Linked DNA regions of Homo sapiens: region 1 is linked to region 2. The links are chromatin contacts, found by Hi-C or POLR2A ChIA-PET in ENCODE. All regions are on one chromosome and are shown on one strand. The core of a region is the stretch at or near the end of the contact, and the rest is flanking DNA. Distances in the headings are between cores, read along the strand shown. Region 1 has its middle 55 kb from the start of LINC01845. Region 2 has its middle 22 kb from the start of TTC1.

Region 1 (4,345 bases), core at 287-2,786, 570 kb after region 2:
AATAACCTTGAACACATGCAGTTTTGAACATGTGTAAACATATACTTATCTATAGATAAATTATAAGAAATGGGATTTCTTTTATAATTTTGTGCATTTGCCATTTGCTTTTTTTTTTTTTTTTTTGAGGCAGTTTCTCACTCTGTTGCCGAGGCTGGAGTGCAGTGGATCAATCATAGGTCATTGCAGGCTCAAACTCCTGGATTCAATCAATCCTCCCACCTCAGCCTCCCAAAAGTACCAGGACTATAGGCATGAGCCACCACACCTAGATTTGTGCATTTGCATTTTTGTTATATGTTGTCAAATTGCCCTCTACAGAGATTATACCAGTTTACTCACCACAATCAAAGTTTAAGTGCGTCTTTCCCTCAGCCGCTTCTATACACTGTTATCAAATCTTGGGTATGGACCGATTTGGCAGATTTTTGAAATGCTATCTCAATGTGAAGGGGGTTTTTTTAGTGAATTTTTTTTTTTTTTTTTTTTTTTAGAGACGGAGTCTCACTGTGTTACCCAGGCTGGCCTCTAACTCCTGGGTTCAAGCCGCCCTCCCACCTCAGCCTCCTAAGTAGCTAGGGCTACAGGAATGCACCACTGCACCCAGCTTCAATGTGGTTTGAATTTTTATTACTCTTTTTTTAATGAATCTTTTCTGATGGTTAATAGCCATTTGTATTTTTTTCTCCGTAAATTAATACTTTAAGCTCTTTCTCATATACGTAAATTTTTAAAACATGCATACTGATTGTTTATAGCCATGAACATGCATAATGAAGGGTGGGAGAGAAACTCTAACCTCAATTGAGAGGCTGCTGCTGGCAAGGATGGCAGGCGGGTGGGACAGGGCAGACAGCAGAGACACAAAGGGATTATCGATGAGGGGGTAACATTTTATTTCTTTAAAAAAAAAGCACATGAAGCAAGAAAGAAAATTGAAAAAAAAAAAAAGGAAGCAAGGGAGGGAAAGAGAAGACAAGCTTTAAAATCAGTAAAGCTGGGCTTGAATCTCAGCCACAACACATGCTCTGTGGCCTTTCAAAGCTCTCATAACCTCTCTCATTCTCAATTTCCGCATCTCTAGGATGTAGAGAATTTAATGACTAAAGATAATCCATGTAAAACCATGATTAGCACATCATTGTTGCTAAACAGTCATATTACATTGTTAATTTGATTATTATTCAAATGTATATGATGCCTCAAGCCAAGAGAAAGGGTCTGGTGGCTTTTCCTGGCTCAACTACCTTTTTCCTGTTAGGTTTCCCCAGGGGGTAGCCTCTTGTTGGTGACATCATGCCAGCGGTTTCACCCTCTCTTGACTATTTTCCAAATGTCCTCCCCAGAGCTGCCCCTGTTGGTGTAACTGGCGTGACTGAGAGAAGCAAGGATGTGCTTGGGGTAGGGCTGGGAGGGGGAGTTTCCTCTGTGTCGCAACCACTGTTTCCAAAAGCTGTGACCTCTGTTAGCTGTGAGATTTTGTCTTCCTGTTGTGGCAACATCTGTAGAACCACATCCATGGTTTACCTGCAGCCTAAAACGCCCTGGCCTCGGAGGAAGCTAACACCTCTTTCTCCTTAGTTTGCATTACCTCAACAAGCAGTAGGCTGCCCCACCACACCCACCACACCCCAAAGCTTCTTGATGCCTTGTTTTTCCAAAGCCTCAGAGACACAGAAAAGTTATTCCTTTGCTGTAAACTCCTTTTATCAGAACAGAAATGATTAGAGCAATGAATTTGGTACACACCTTTTTCCCATCTTTGAATTATTTTCTGAGTTGAAATGGTTTCTATTCTTTTTCATTATTTTGATCCTAAAACATCAGAACACTAGAAAGGAGAGAAGAGACAAAGGAAGAAAAAGAAAAAAAGAGGATTGCCGAGGCAGAAAGAAGAAAAAAAATAGGGTTGAAACAGATGGTGTCCTGCCAGAGTCACCTCTTAGGCCCTGGAGACAAGCTCCAGAAATAATCTAAAGGCCTACGTTGGACACCAGGTCCTTCCTTAGTGGCTGAACCTTTGCTCTCAGAGACCAAATAGCTCTTGTATAGCTAATGCCCAGCTATAAGTGAGAGAATGCTGGGTGAGCTTAAAGGAACACCCCTTCTAATAACATCTGGAAGCTTCACCAAACCAGCAAAGACAATGTCCTTCAATTATAATTGCAGCGATGAACCAATAACCCATCAACCAAATCATGAACATCATGGAGAAAGGAATTACTGTTTTTCACAGAGGTGAAGATCGCTTTATCTTTGGCAGAACTGATCTGAAGGGAAATTGTAAGAGACATGAAATTTAACTTTCCTGGCATTTGTGAATATTTCTTCTTTTAATAACCTGGATTCCATGAAACCAGGAACCTCTTTCTGTAGCATCCCTTGCAGGCCTGCCATCACATTTACTGCCAGTGCCTCACCTCTCTTGCCTTCATCCAAATTTCCCTTTCATTGGCCTAGTTTTCTGGAGCTCTTTGCTGGGAGACAGACAACTGCCTGTTCTGAGAAACCATTCCATTCTAAAGTGATAATGGATGCTGCAATAGGTAGAATAATAACCCCTCCAAATATATCCATGACCTAATCCCCAGAATCTTTGAATATGTTACGACATAGCAAAGGGGACTGTGCAAATGAGATTAAGGTTAAGTACTCTGAGATTATCCCGCATTACCCAGGACAGCCTAATCCAACCACGAGTCCTTAAAAACGGGGTCAGTTTCCTTAAAAATGAGTCAGAGAGGTGAGAGGAAAGAAGAGTTTCTGACTTTGAAGATGGCAGAATTGGGCGTGAGTCAAGGAATTCGGGTGGCCTCTAGAAGCTGGGAATGTCCCTCAGTGATAGCCAGCAAGGAAACAACATCTCAGTCCTACAACCAGAGGAAATGAATTTTGCCAGCGACCTGAATGCGCAAGGAAAGAGATCCTCCCCTAGAGCTTTCAGAAGGCACATACCCCTGCTGACACCTTGATTTTAGCCCAGTGAGACCATGTCAGACCCACAGAACTGTAAGAGAATAACTTTGCATTGTTTAAACTACAATACTTGTGGAAATCTGGGGTGTTTTTTTTTTTTTCTAGCAACAGTGCTAACATGAGACTCAGTCAGTAGGGATTTCAGTTTGTTTTCTAAAGCAACCATTACGGTACAACGTGGGGGAAAAAATGTGTGCATTTTGGAGCAAGCAAGTTGTTTTGCCACAGTTTGTGGTCAGGTGTGTACACATTCATCTGTCCAATAAACATTTATGGAATGCCTACTATGTACTAGGCACATAGCTCCCTACACATATGCTTCCTTTTAGATCATATCTACATAAGTGGATTCAGTCAGCCAGCAAGTCAACAAATGTTCACTGAGCATCTACTATGTACTAGGTACAAGGACAACTCAATTGGGATTCACTGAAAGGTTCTTTAAGCTGTGTGCCTGGGGAGCCTGAGATTCCAAATTATGCAAAGTAAGATTGGAAGCAGACAGCACTGAAGTCTGTTTTCAGAACAGCTATGAGATATTGTCTTCCTTTTATAAATGAGAAAACTCATGCCTAGAGGGATTAATTGACCAAGTCACACCATCAGTAAGTGATGGAGCTGGAATTTTTTAATTAAAAACAAGTAACAGGGCCTGGCGCAGTGGCTCACACCTGTAATCCCAGCATTTTTGGAGGCTTGAGTCCAGGAGTTCAAGACCAGCCTAGGCAACATGGTAAAACCCCGTCTCTATAAAAAGTACAAAAATTAGCTGCGCATAACATAAACGCTTAACACAAAATGTACCATCTTAACCATTAGCCACTTTAAGCATACATTTAAGTAATGTTAAGTACATTCACATTATTGTGCAACCAATCTCCAGAACTCTTTTTATCTGGCAAAACTGAAAGTCTACACTCATTAAACAACAACTACTCATTCCTCCCTCCCCACAGCCCCTTCTAACCACCGTTCTACTTTCAGTCTCTATGAATTTGACTTTTCTAGCTACCTCATATAAGTGAAATCATACAGTATTTGTCTTTTAGTGACTGGCATATTTCACTTAACATGTTCGTGTTGTAGCAGGTCAGAATTTCCCTTGTTTTTAAGCCTGAATAATATTCCATTTTGTGCATATACCACTTTTTTTTTTTTTTTTTTGAGACAGTGTCTCACTCTTTCACCCAGGCTGGAGTGCAATGGCACCATCTTGGCTCACTGCAGCCTCGACCTCCTGGCTCAAGTGATCCTCTCATCTAGCCTCCCAAGTAGCTGGGACTATAGGTATGCATCACCACACCCAGCTAATTTTTGTGTTTTTTGTAGAGACAAGGTTTCACCATGTTGCCCAGGCTGGTCTGAAACT
Region 2 (4,240 bases), core at 269-2,768:
GTAGAGATGGGGTCTTGCTATGTTGTCCAGGCTGGTCTCAAGTTCCTGGGCTCAAGTGATCCTCCCATTCAGCCTCCTAAACTGTTGGGATTGCAGGCATGCACCACCATGCCCGGCCACAGATGTAATTTGAATTTTATCTCCCTAACTAGTTCTGAAACTCTCTAGGAAAGAGACTCAGGTGTAGACGTACCTCTATGGCATGGGTGAGTTCAGTAAATCTACTTCTGTAGTGTCAGTTGGACTTTCTGTCTCTTGGTTGTCTCCTCCTGGAGAGGGGAAGGGCCAGTGATACAGAGAATCTCAGCATTGTAAAGGACTGTGGTCTCTTACCACTTTTAGAGTCTGACACCTGCTGAGATGCATATTAGCTTCCTAAAGCTGCTGTAACAAAGCATTACAAAATAGTGGCATAAAGCAACAAACATATTGATTCTCTTGCAGTTCTGGAGGTCAGAAGTCTACAGTCAGTTTTACTGGGCTAAAGTCAAGGTGTCAGCAGTGGGATTCTTTCCCGAGGCTCCTGGGGAGAAGCTGTTTCCTTGACCTTTCAAGCTTTCAGAGTCTGCCCACATCCTTTGGCTCACGGCCTCCTTTCCCCATCTTCAAAGTCTCCCATCTTCAAAGTCAGCAGTGTGGCATCTTAAAATGTCCGTCCCTTTGTTCTCCTGCTTCTGTTGTCACATTGTCTTCTGTCTGTTTCCTTTTGTGTTCCTCTTATAAGACCCCTTGTGATATCAGGCCCACCAGGATAATCCAGGCTAATCCCCCCATCTCACGATCCTTAACTTGATTAGATCTGCAAAGTCCCCTTTGCCATAACGGGTAACATTCACAGGTTCCAGGGATTAGGATGTGAACATATTTTGGGCGGCCGGCCGAGGGGGGGCATTCTTCAGCCTACCACAAAGACTACAAAGTCCACGAGGAGAAGCGACACGTCTGCTTGATCACTACTTACCACCAATGGCTTGCACATTGCCTGGCACTTGGTCCATAGACCATATAAAATTAGTCAGACTCATGAAAAGTGTGCACCCCTTTTCCAGAAAAATATTACATTGTTTATAGCATTTTAGAGAGCTCCCAGATTCCCTGAAGCCAGCGCACGGACCCCAGGTTAAAGCATTCCTAACCTAGAATTCTAGAATATCTGACTGCATCTATGAAGGAATAAGGGAAGTGCCGCAGGGCCGCACCAGCTGAATTGCCAAGCAGCCTCGTTTCTTTGCACTCCTGTCGCTTAGGCGCGTTGGCCAGCGGGTGGCGCGCGGGTCCACCTCAACGCCGAGCTTGCCCCACGTCAAGCACCTGCTCAGGGGAAAGGGGCGTGGAGCGGGCTCGGTCACTGCAGTGTCTAAAGAGCTGCTTCCCAGTCTCTGCACGTAAGGAGGAAGGATGCCCCGCTCCAGGCGGCGAGGAAAGGCCCCAGGAGGCTTCGTCTTCTTTGCTGCGCTCTGCTGGAGACGCCGCGGCGCCGGCCCGCTGAGCCCGCAGGAGAGACCCGCGCACCTGGGCGCCCCCGCCGCAGGAGGATCGGAGCTCCTGGCAACGGCAGAAAACACAGAAACCCGAAGGCAAATATTTACGGGCCTGCAGAGGAAGAAACTGAAACCTCTACGCGTGATTTAAAAGGCATGATAACAACTGCTGTTTGGTTTCTGGAACCGGGCTCGTCCAGCTTCTTACAACACCGTCCTTTAGCCCGTAGGCCCGGCTCCCCCGCCGCTGGGGGCAGGGTGTGGACGTTAACCACCTGGGAAGTGACGGGTCGATGACAAGCTTACTTTCTCTGGAGCCATCCTGGGTTCTAGGGACCCTTAAGGCAGAGGGCAGGTAGAAGTTACACCTGGAAGCAGCACCATCAGAGATTGGGAAAGAGAGGAAGCTGCTTTTCCAACTCGGTGTTTAGCAAAGTGGACCCTGTTAAGACAGTAGGCGCCGTTGAGGGGGGAGTAAAACCTAGCCCTTACCCGGCAATGTAAGCTGGATCACCCATGCCCCTGGAATTACGATGGGGCTAACGTCTCCAAAAACCCATCGTAAAGTGGATAGATCGTAAATCGAGCCCTCCTGAGTCACTGACCATCTGTGCAATGCTTCTCAATATCTGGTCCATGGACCAACTGTATCATTTCTTTAAAACGCAGATTACTGGGTCTTATTTCTATCTGCTAAATCCGTTAGACGGGGCTGGAGGTGACTGTGAGTCGGTATTTTTAATCAGCTCACTGAGTGATTCTTCTCCTCTCTGAGTTTGAGAATCACAGCTCCAGCTCTTGGTACTAAAAGCTGTCGGTTCAAATAAAAGAGCCAGCCTCAGAGCACACACCTCTTTTCCAAGATGACTCTCTCTAGTCTCACAAGTCAGAGGGTGCAAATTAGGTCACGTGAGTGTGAATAATCAATATTTTCTGTCTAGGTTGGATATACTGGCTTACACCTGTAATCCCAGTGCTTTGGGAGGCCAAGGCAGGAGGATCACTTGAGGCCAGTAGTTTGAGATATGCCTAGGCAACATAGTGGGGCTCTGTCTCTACAAATTTTAAAGATTAGAAGATCATGGTGGCATGCACCTGTAGTCCCAGCTACTTGGGAGGCCGAGGTGAGAGGATCCCTTGAGCCAGGAGTTCGAGGCTGCAGTGAACTATGACTGTGTCACTGCATACCAGCCTGGGTGAGCATTGTCTCTTAAAAGAAAATCTGTCTATTAGTCCTCACCTGTGAAACTCAGGCCCTCTTAAAAAGGCTCCCTAGATATTTCTGGGGGCCCTGTGGGTTCCTTTCTTCCCACCACCTTCTTAATAACTGCTTTCAGCAAGTTGCATTAAAGAGTAGTCACTGCTGCTGATGCTTCTGGTGCTTCTGTGAGCTCTCCTTCTCCTTCAGGGCTATGCTATGTCCCAGCCCTCCCAAAGTTGCAAAGCCTCAAGGGCTAGACGGAACTCTCTTCCCTTCAGGTCCCACAGTGCCTTGTTCCAAGCAGAATGCTCCTCTTCGCAATGCAGGATCAGGCTTTGTCACCAGGTCCCAGAGGCAGCACTGCTTGGCCTCTCAGTGATCCAGAGTCCTTTGAGGAAAGAGTTTCTTCCAAGATTATTTCCAGTCCTTTTCCAGACCCTTTGGTGTGCTGGTAAATAGCTCTACAAAAAAGAAAAGAAAAAGGAGCCCTGATGTGTAGTGTTTGTCAATTTCTGTGGTGTACATATTCCCATCAGCATATTTCAAGCTGTTGGTACAATGTCACTGAACACAAAGTTGAACAGAGATGCTTATAAACTGCTCTGAGCCGGTACAAGTCAGCTTTAGCATGCTACTACTTGGGGCCTGGCCAGAGACCAGATATTAAGACATCATTCATTCATTCAATAAGTATTTAAGGAGTGCCTGCTGTGTGCCAGTTATTATTCCCTGATACAGGAATCCAGAAGTAACCAAAGTAATTAAAGTACTTGCTAAGGTGGATTTCATATTCCAATGGAGGAGATAACCCATAAAGAAATAAATAATAGATCAGTTCATTACATGTGATAATTAAAAGGTAAAACCAGGTAAAGAGCTGCAGAGTGACAGATGATCTGTTTTAGAATGGGTAATCAGGGCCTCTTTTAGGGGGTCACTTATTGAGTCCTGAAGGGTGTGAAACCTGTAAATATCTGGAATGAGCACAGGCAGAGGAAACAGCAAGAGCAAAGGCCCTAAGAAGGGACTGTCCCTGGTGTGTTCATTAAGGGGACCCATGTGGCTGAAGTGGAGTGAGGGAGGGGGTAGTGTCGGAAGAGGAGGTGGGAGAGCAATCAGAGAGGGGCAGACCATTGCAAAGTGTGGATTTTATTGTGATGGGAAATCACTGGAGGGTTCCAGCAGAGGCATAGTCTCATTTACTTTTCTTTTCTTTTTTTTTTTTTTGAGATAGAGTTTTGCTCTTTTGCCTAGGCTGGAGTGATGTGGCCTGATCCTCACTGTAACCTCTGCCCCCCAGGTTCAAGCAATTCTCCTGCCTCAGCCTCCCAAGTAGCTGGGATTGTAGACACTCGCCACCATGCCTGGCTAATTTTTTTTTTTTTTTTGTATTTTTAGTAGGGATGGGGTATCGCCATGTTGGCCAGGTTGGCCTCAAACTCCTGACCTCAGGTGATCCACCCACCTCGGCCTCTCAAAGTGCTAGGATTACAGGCGTGAGCTACCACGTCCGGCCTCATTTACTTTTCAAAGAGATCATTCTGGTAGCTGGGGAGGA

The links. Hi-C counts contacts between places; a loop is a spot of excess contacts on that map. ChIA-PET counts read pairs that join two places held with the same protein, here RNA polymerase II (POLR2A). Pooled maps may share reads with other maps.
Region 1: a loop to region 2 is called in a pooled map, with 4 times the contacts of the local background. The contact joins two enhancer-like sites. A Hi-C loop is called at or near these places in 1 of 168 maps with a recorded cell type or tissue (left ventricle myocardium superior) and 6 of 50 pooled maps. POLR2A ChIA-PET finds 5 or more read pairs at or near these places in 2 of 52 experiments (T-cell and activated CD8-positive, alpha-beta memory T cell).

Annotation. Positions count from the first base shown.
Region 1 is chr5:159,409,587-159,413,931 of GRCh38, reverse strand. No RefSeq gene overlaps it. Among named protein-coding and RNA genes, the nearest start is that of LINC01845, 55 kb to the left of the region's middle. Within about 2 kb of position 1,536, at least 2 of the 41 ENCODE cell types and tissues checked have a DNase peak (open chromatin) inside an H3K27ac peak, as active enhancers do.
Region 2 is chr5:159,984,574-159,988,813 of GRCh38, reverse strand. It overlaps a transcript of ADRA1B not described here. Among named protein-coding and RNA genes, the nearest start is that of TTC1, 22 kb to the left of the region's middle. Within about 2 kb of position 1,518, at least 5 of the 41 ENCODE cell types and tissues checked have a DNase peak (open chromatin) inside an H3K27ac peak, as active enhancers do.